Regions from separate parts of the Mus musculus genome. Here region 1 is linked to region 2. The links are chromatin loops, found by intact Hi-C in ENCODE. Cell type or tissue: heart. All regions are shown on one strand. Links, peaks and the distances in the headings refer to the core of each region. The heading gives the core; the rest is flanking DNA. Region 1 has its middle 8.4 kb from the start of Gm35939. Region 2 holds the start of Hunk (hormonally upregulated Neu-associated kinase).

What was found. A loop is a pair of places that touch in the nucleus more often than their neighbours do. Peaks named below come from ENCODE experiments on the same cell type or tissue, not always from the same donor. Only the 100,000 strongest peaks of a DNase experiment are listed, where the experiment ranks them.
Region 1: a loop joins it to region 2, with 2.2 times the contacts of the local background. A loop is called at or near these places in 5 of 42 quality-filtered maps.

The regions. Positions count from the first base shown.
Region 1 is chr16:90,531,211-90,535,595 of GRCm38, reverse strand. No RefSeq gene overlaps it. Among named protein-coding and RNA genes, the nearest start is that of Gm35939, 8.4 kb to the right of the region's middle. In heart, for the core only: no CTCF peak of the experiment used is centred there; a DNase peak (open chromatin) is centred at 2,165; H3K27ac peaks cover 485 bases.
Region 2 is chr16:90,384,462-90,388,846 of GRCm38, reverse strand. It overlaps Hunk (hormonally upregulated Neu-associated kinase), which reads right to left and starts at 2,450. Exons shown (of 11, transcript NM_015755.2): 1 at 2,131-2,450. The coding sequence starts at 2,391. In heart, for the core only: CTCF peaks have their summits at 1,872 and 2,811; DNase peaks (open chromatin) are centred at 1,836, 2,576 and 2,956; H3K4me3 peaks cover 4,000 bases; H3K27ac peaks cover 4,000 bases.

The sequences.
Region 1 (4,385 bases), core at 254-4,253, 150 kb before region 2:
ATAAAAACCAACTAATCTCATTCCTTGTATATTGTTCACAGGCTCACGACTTTCTTCTATCCCCACCTCTGTTGTCTTGGGTTAAGTATGGAATTGAGAAAATATTTCTATAAAGGGGCAAATAACAATTACTTGGGGGTTTGCAACCCATCTGGTCTTAGTAGCAACTACAGCTTCACCATAACAGCTCAAAACAGGCCTGGACAACTCTGAATCAACGTGACTGTGTTCCAACTTGACTATTTGTGGATCTTGACATTTCAATCTTAGATGCTAATATTTTTACACATCACAGTTTATTATCTGTCTTTTTTTTTTTCCAACTACTAAACATAAGCTGTGTTTTGAGCTTGCAGGGTGAGAAAAGCACATGACAAGCTGGCTCGGGGTGGGAGACACTGGGGCAATGGGTGACTTTCCTAGCCCCCCCCCTTCCTCTGATATGCCCCCTTCAAAGCACTGCTTTATGCTTTCCCGCAGAAGGGAGCTGTGGCTGCTCCCTCCATCTCTCCAGCAATCCTTGTTTGCTGTGAATAAAGGATCTGACCTTGGCACCGTTGGTATTTGGGGCTCGGCGATCCTTTGTTGATGTAGGAGATCTTGTGTACTTACAACATTTAGCTGTGCCCCAGCCTCTTCCTGAAAGGCACCACTAACAACTCTATCTTCTGGACGGTTACAATTTTTAAAATGTTCATGGAAGACCAACATGCATGGAGTATAATCCAAGAGCCTCAAACAGTATGTTCTCCCCGCCCCAACTCCTCCACTGCCTCTTGCGCCTCACCTTCAAGTCACATGACATTCCTGGCAATTTTCCAGCACACCAAGACTGATAACACATCTGTGTCCTTGCGTCTTCCAAAAACTCCCTTCCCATTCTGTCCACCGTGTAAATAACCACTCACTTCTCAGCACTTGGCGCATCCCACTCTATCTCTGAGATGCTTGGAGAATTGAGTCCCCGCCCCACCCCATCACCCCCGCCCCACCCCCAACCACAACCACAACCCCCTGCACCCTCACAACAACTCCCTCAGGTCTCTGTCCAAACACTTAAAACTCCTTTGCAATTGTTTTCATGCCTGTATCCATTTTGTACATAAGCCCCCAGGGAACTCCGTCCACTCCTGATGCCACCCGCAGCCCCAGCAATCGAACTGAGATCGAGAAAGTCAGTGTCTTTGAAGGTACAACTCAAGATGGAGAAGCTAGGGCTGGCTTCTCCTGACTCCAAACCTCTGCTATTCCTTTGACACTGTACCTAGACCTGGTATTTGCTCTGCCGTCAAAAAAACTTTACAAACCAAAGTGATATTTCTGGGAAGGAAGGGGAAGCAGGGGAAAACAGTTTTCATCCGTGTTGCCCCATCCTGTGTACACTGATCTTCTATTTTGCTAGACGGTTTTATGTCAACTTGACACAAGCTAAAGTCATCTGAGAGGGGGGAACCTCAATGAAGAAAATAAGATGGAGCTGTAGTCAAGCCTGCAGGGCATTTTCTTTATGCATGATCCATGGGGAGGCCCCGCCCATTGTGGGTGCAGTCAGCTCTGGGCTGGTGGTCCTGGGTTCTATAAGAAAGCAGGCTGAGCAAGCCAGTAAGGGGCACCCCTCCGTGGCCTCTGCATCAGCTCCTGCCTCAGCTCCTGCCTCCAGGTTCCAGCTCTGCTTGAGTTCCTGTCTTGACTTTCTTCACGGAAGGACTGTAATGTCAAAGTGTAAGACAAATAAACCTTTACACCCCAACTTGCTTTTGGTCATGGCGTTCCATCATACCAACAGAAACCCTACCGAGAATGCCCGTTAAAGCCCTAGAATGTGTTAGCTGCACAGTGCTGGGGACTGACTGCTTTACAGTGCGTAACAAATCCATGCCAAGGGACCCAAAGGAATAAAGACAGGACTTCTGCAGAGGCAGCAGAATCAAGGACAGAGCACCGAAGTCCAGGTCCCCAACAACCCGGATACCAAAATGCCAGAGGATTATTCAGCTGCCTCAGGGAGAGGGAAATTACCGTAATTAACTCATGCCGGACAATAATATTGTGACACTTGATTTTTGCAGCGGGGTTTAAGCTCGTTCACCCTGCTGGCAGCCACAGGATTGTTGTGGCCACCTGAGGTCTGAGAGACTTGGAGGGAGTTTTAGAAAAGTACTCACTGGACTGAGCTAAAAAACATCTGGGTTTTATTTGCAGCAAGGAGGTCACTGAGAGGATTGTGAAACCAAAGGCAAGCCCCACGAAGGCTGAAAGCTAGGATGGTTGAGCCTCACTTGCTCGGGACTCCGTGCTGCAGCCCCAGGGCATCTGGCAGTCTCGCTCTGCCCAACATCCTTGACTTTCACCAGAGCATGGTTAATGAGCATCCAACCATCTGGACTTCATTCCAGAACCCTCTTCCCTTGGCTTCCTTCAAATGAATCTGGATCTTTTCTCTCTTATAGACCTTCCCTCTTCCTCTCCCATGAATCTCACTGTCACACTATGACCCAGTCAAGGAGCAAAGCAAATCAGGGACACCCTGGCCAAAGAGCTCAGAGAGCAGGCAGGAAGTGGCCAGCAGAACAGCAGGTCCTGAAGTCAGGCTGCGACCACCTCCTAACTTTACAGAGGAGAAACCAGAGGCCAGCACGAAGCAGCTCCTCAGAAGGGCCACTTGACTCAGAAGGACTCCTCAGGCCATCAAATGCTTAGCAACAGATACGGCCCCTAAGGGTGGTATTTCCCAACTAGGCACTATTTCACACCCACTGAGAATGCAGGGTCTCTTAAAAGACTGAGAGGAAACAATAATGTTTCAAACATGTTGCTAAGTGAACAAGAGAAAGGTGAGACTAGGGACCTTATTGGGTGAGCCTGCACTTTCCCTTACAGTAACAAAATGCTTGAGATAGCCCACTTATAAGGAGCAAAGCTCTGTTTTGGCTCATAGTTCTCGAGTTCCCAGTACAGGACTGCTTGGACCCATTGTTTTGCGGGCTGTGGCAGCACATCATGGTGGGAGCCTGTGGAAGCTACTTTTCTGTCACTGTAATAAAAATACCCCAAAAAGGTAACTTAAGGGAGGAAGGATTTATTTTGGTTCACAGTTGGAGGAGGCCGTCCATCGTGGTACAGAGGTCATGAGGCAGGAGCTTGACGAGGCAGGTGGTAACATTGTATCTACAGCCATGAATCAGAGGACAGAAAATGCTGGGACCACTTGGTTTTCTCACTTTCAAACTACTTTGTGTATATGCGTGCATACCTGTGGTGATTCGAATATGATTGGCCCAGGGAGTGGCACTATTAGGAGGTGTGGCCTTGTTGGAATGGGTGTGGCCTTGTTGGAATGGGTGTGGCCTTGTTGGAATGGGTGTGGCCTTGTTGGAGTGGACGTGGCCTTGTTGGAGTTACTGTATCACTGTTGGAGTGGGCTTTGAGTGCCTCCTCCTAGTTGCCTGGAAGCCAATCTTCTCCTGATTCCCTTCGGAACAAGATGCAGAGCTCTCAGCTCCTTTTCCTGCACCATGCCTGCCTGGATGCTGCTATGCTTTCCACCATGATGATAATGGATTGAACCTCTGAACCTGTAAACCAGCCTCAATTAAATGTTGTCCTTATAAGGGTTGCCTTAGTCATGTTTTCTCTTCACAGCAATGGAAACCCTAACTAAGACAACCCCTGAGTGTGTGTACATTCACCATGACATTGCACATGCTCACAGAGGCCAGAAGAGAGCACTGGGTACCCCGGAACTGGAGTTCCAGGAGATTATGAGCTGAAATGTGGGTTCTGGGTAGGGTCTTCTGGAAGATCTCTTATGCACCACTATCGTCTCCTGTTTGTTAGCTCCAGGATCCCAGCCTGTGGAATGGTGCAGCCCACACTTAAAGTAGCTATTCCCACCTCTGATGTGGGAAACATTTTTAAAATGGCGCCATCCTGCACTATACCCTGCTATTCTCTGCCCGGCAGTCTCACCACCTCTTGGCTAGCCCCAGTCAGCCGTCTTTCTCTCATTTGCCTGCCTCAGAGCCGCCTCTTCCTTCTCAGCCACCCCCCTTCCCCACCCCCATGGTCGGCAGTCACAATTCCCCTTCACTTAGTAAATCAAAACTCTAGAAACTTATAATTAATCAGTCAGATTGATAGATCAATGAATTCTCAGTTCTCAAGATGCCCAAACAGTCATTTCAGAGCCAATTGATAATGATATAAATTGCCCACCATGATAAGACAAATTGTCCTGGAATTATCCATCCTTTATATCATACTCACAGCTACCTGTGGCTATTTAAAGCCACTCGGAGTCTGGATCATCTTTCTCTTCCTCCATCTTCCTTCCTTCTCCCCCTTCCTTCTCCTCTGTCACCATCTCTGAAACTCTTCACTCTGAC
Region 2 (4,385 bases), core at 164-4,163:
CCTAGCCCTCTCCCCTCCCCCTCTCCTTCTCATCTCTATAATCAGCTAAAACCCACATCTATTAGTTAAGCATTAAAGGTGTAGGGTTAGGGAGATAAAAGCTATGAATAGCACCACTGTTTCTTTAAAGCTCACCGTTGAAGGAGCTAATATCCAGGTCCCTCCCTGATACTCTGTTGTCCCCAGAGAAAGGTCCCTCCTGGTTAAAGAAAAGCATTGCAGGAATGACCAAGGTTTGCATCCCTGGCCTCTGCATTGACAACTATGGTCTTTAACTAGATCTGATCAACTGGTCCAGGGGGAAAAAACCTTATATTCAACAATCCTCCTCTCAATGCAAAGATGAATTGAGCCATCATAAAGACAGGAGGAAATGAGACCCTTCATCTAGACCCCAGTTGGGCAGAAACCTCCCTGTATTTATTCCTGCTAGGCAGGAGCTAACACAGGAGTCCAGAACTGAATCAGGGCTGAACCCTGAATACCCCAGGCAGTGCAGCCAAGGACAAAAGTATTATCCCATGGGGCAAAACTGCCCTAGTGAGGAGCTGAGGTCCAGCCCAACATGGCAAAAAGCTCTAAGAAGTTCTGATCTCTTTAGAGAGGTGATGTGCATAGCCAGACTAAATCCTCTAGATTTTGAGAGCAAAGTCCTTCGCCTCTCCCTGCCAGAACAGAAATGAGCTCCCTGAAATCAGTCTGCATCACTGATGTGTGTCCGGCAGACAGCCCACTGCGCACCAAAAAGTAAATAAATATTCCCTTACTCCACTGAGAACAACTAGGACGGGTCTAAAGAGTTTCTCCTTTGAAGAGCTAATGTGAGTTCATACTGAATGCTGGGTTTTTTTTGTTTGTTTGTTTTTTGTTTTTGTTTTTGTTTTTTTGTTTTTTGTGGGTGTTTTTTTTTTTTTTTTTTTTTTTTTTGCTTGGAAATTCGGGCAAGAGACACTTGAAAATGACTGCTCGGTCTAACCCTGCTTACCCAGTATAAAGGGGCACCCCACTTGGAATGGCTACAGAAAAAGAAGATAAAGTCAAAGGGTGATGGAACCCAGTGCTCAAATGTAGGGGTTTCCAGGACAACAGAAACCAAGAGGAAATCAAAGGTATCCAGAGGCTAGAAAATGACTAGTGTGGTGGCCCTGGCCTGTCACCAGACTTCTCACAGTTCATCACTGTCACAAACCCCTAGGCTGGGCAAGGAAACCCAGAGCAGCAGGCCCGAGGGCTTGGCCCTTGGGCTATTTGCTGCTAGGACCGGCTGAGTTCCCCTCCTCCGCCCGCGCGGACAACCCCCAGCCTGGGTGATTAGAGTATTGGGTCCCTACAAAGATACCAGTTTGGCAGCCCAGAGCAATTCCCTGCCTGAGGCCACCCAGCCTCAAAAGTAAGTCAGCTTCTTGGGTTTCTTTTCACAAATCTAAGTTAACACCTGAGATCTGCCCGCACCCGGCCTGGCAAGAGTTCACTCTCTCACTTCTAATTAGGTCGAAGTAGAGTCCCTCCGGGTGTGGGGGAGGGGCCCCTTTCCTTTACTGTCTTCTAGAAAGATGAAAAGGTATCTGCAAACTTCTAGAGTCCAGGGCCTGTGTAGTTCTGCACCTGCCAAAAGCAGGATCGTTACTCCAACAGTTGCCCCAGCCCACACGGGGGGAGAGGGGAGCTTACAGGGCCCCAACTCCCCTCCACGTCCTCGCCTGAGCCCAGGAGGGATGAAACTCTAAGCAACCTCAGACTGGCTGCCTTGCTCTCCCGCCGCCGCACATTCCACAGGCAAAGCTGAACCCCAGCCTGGATCTAGTTCCCGCCTCTGCACTGATCCATGCCCCTACCGCAGGACCCTCCACCGCCACCTCTCCCCTCCCTTCCCTGGCGTCCGCCAGGCGGCACCCTTCCAAAACAAAACAGAAAGACGGTGCGGGGTAGCTTCGCGGGTACATCTATCTGCCCGGGTACCCCACCCCACGAACGTGAGCCCATCACCACCATCATCCATCAGTAGGTGCCCGGTGGCCCACTAGGAGAGCCTGAGCGTGCGTCTAGCCACACTGGGTTGGAGAGCCAGGCTGAGTGCTCGCGGGACAGTGCTCCCGGGTCCTCCCGCCAGGCCCGCGCACCCCAGCTCACCTTTTCTCCCGTCAGCACGTGCAGCCCCTCGCGCACCTTGGCGAAGGAGCCCTCTCCCAGCTTCCTGCTGCCGATGAGGTAGTTGCCCACGCGCTTGTGGTGCTGGAAGTCCCGGAGCCGCTCGCGGGACACGCCGCTCACCCAGGCGGGCAGGAAACTTCCCTCGCAGGCCGCCGCCGGCCTGGTCGTGTCCTCCGCGCCTCCATCGCCCCCCGGTGCCGCCGGCTCGCCCAAGAGCCCGTCCCCCGCCGCTGCCGGCATCGCGCTCGCTCGGCTCCCGCGCTCGCAGCCGCTCCTCCTCCGGCTCCCGGGGCTGCCCTGGCTCCTCCTGCCGCCGCCCTGGACCCGGCCCCGCCCGGCCCGGGTCTCTGTGCTCACGCCCCCCGCGCCTCTGTGCTAGCGCCGCGCGCAGACAATAGCTGGCGACCGGGCGACCGGGGACCCGCCCCCGAGAAGTTCGTCCTCCGAGGATCGATCGCCCAGATCGCGCCCGCGGTCCCGTCTGGTGCCCCGATCGGCTGTGAGAGGGAACAGCGGCTGCTGGTCCGAGAGGGGCACAGTCCGGTGGCGGAGTCCCCCAAGCCCGGGCGCCGCCGCCCTCTGGCCCGCCGGGTCCTCAGCGGTGCTCCCCGGGGCCGCTCCCGCCGGAGAGGAGCGCGCGGCGGGCTGCAGGCGCCCTCTGGAAGGCAGCAGAAGAAAGCCCCATTCAGTTTGAATTTGCAGAAATTTAATCCGCTCGCGGGCGGCGGGGACAGAAGCGAGCTCCACTCCGCAGCTTGAGCACTTTCAAATCCCTCGTAGCCCCTCCTTCCTTCCCCGCGCGCAACAGCCGAACTCGACCCTCGCTGGAGAGGGGAGGGGAAGGGAGCGGCGGAGTGGGCGGCGAAGCCACCTGAGCGCCAGACAGGGGGACCCCGCGCGGCCGCGTAGACGCGCGCTCCTGGGCTGCCCAAGACCTGCTGCCTCCCGGGGTGCGGATCGCGCAGGTTCTGAGCTTGAGCTTTCTGGCCCTTTCGAGAGTGAATGTCCTCACCAACAGCACCCACCATAGGCAGGGGAAAGAGAAAGAGAAGCTTTGGACTGTAGCAGAGTTGGATACCCAACCCAGAACCTGGCACACAGTAGGGACTATGGAAGATGGGTGGGTGGGTACCTAGCAGGCTATGTGTCGGGGCTCGCACACATACTCGATTGCTGTTGTCCGTGGAGAAGCAGCCGCCACAGCTAACAGTAGTGGCGGCAGCGTAGGAACCAGGGCGTTTGCTGCTTGTGCGCGTTCGTTTGCCCCCTCTCTGCTTTCCTTAGAGATGATGTATTGCAGGGTGAGCCGGACCGGACCGGACCGGAGCCTCACTGCTCCTGAATGCTTTTATTCTGCGGGCTCTGTGAGTGCACTGATTTCACCTAAACAATAAACATAAACAGCCTGAGACACCTACCCATTATTCTCCAGGATCCCCAATATATTCCTGAAGCGAAATGAGAGACACACACACACAAAAAGGATGCGGAGAGGGCTTTCCAAAATGCGACCTGTTGAGGTGCCCGCGTCTAATGCAAATTTAACCTCTGATCACACATCATCTGAGCTCAAAGGGAGGATTCGGTCCTAACAAAGTTCATTTCATTGTTTACCCCGCAGTAAACAGTTATGACATCATCGATCCACATTTATGCTCTGAGGTGGGGGAGGGGACACAGCTGTCACCCATCCAGTCTTGGGGCGGGGAAGATCCCTTTCCTGGCCTATCTAGAAAGTAACCCCCAAAATGACCGTTTTTCAAGTTCAGGCATCTGTTGGTTTGAACCACGCATAAGCTGTGAGTCTCCACCCTTGCTATTATGACCGAGTCTAGTCTTGTCTTGGGTTGGGGTCTCATTGCTCTGGATTTCCTACGTTAAAGACAAGCTTTCCACTGCTTTCTTGCTGTACTTGAGGGACGCCTTAGCTCCTACAGTTTCTGCAGGGCTCATCCAAACATTTTCACGTTTCTAATTCAGTAATTGAATTTTTTAAAGGCAGGAAGTGGGGAGAGGGAGAAGATGCTAGGTTCAAAGTGTGGGGAGAATAAAGCCCATTTTGGGGGTGAAGCCCATTTCCTTCAGGAAAGGATTTAAAGTTTCCCAATATTGCATTAATTAAATTTTAGGAAATTAGCTCTTTGTGAAAATTTAGAGATTCATTTGTTGCAATTTAAGGCAAATCCCAGAGAGTACTCATCGTTTAAGGGGGAGGAGGGGGAGGGTGGGGGGAA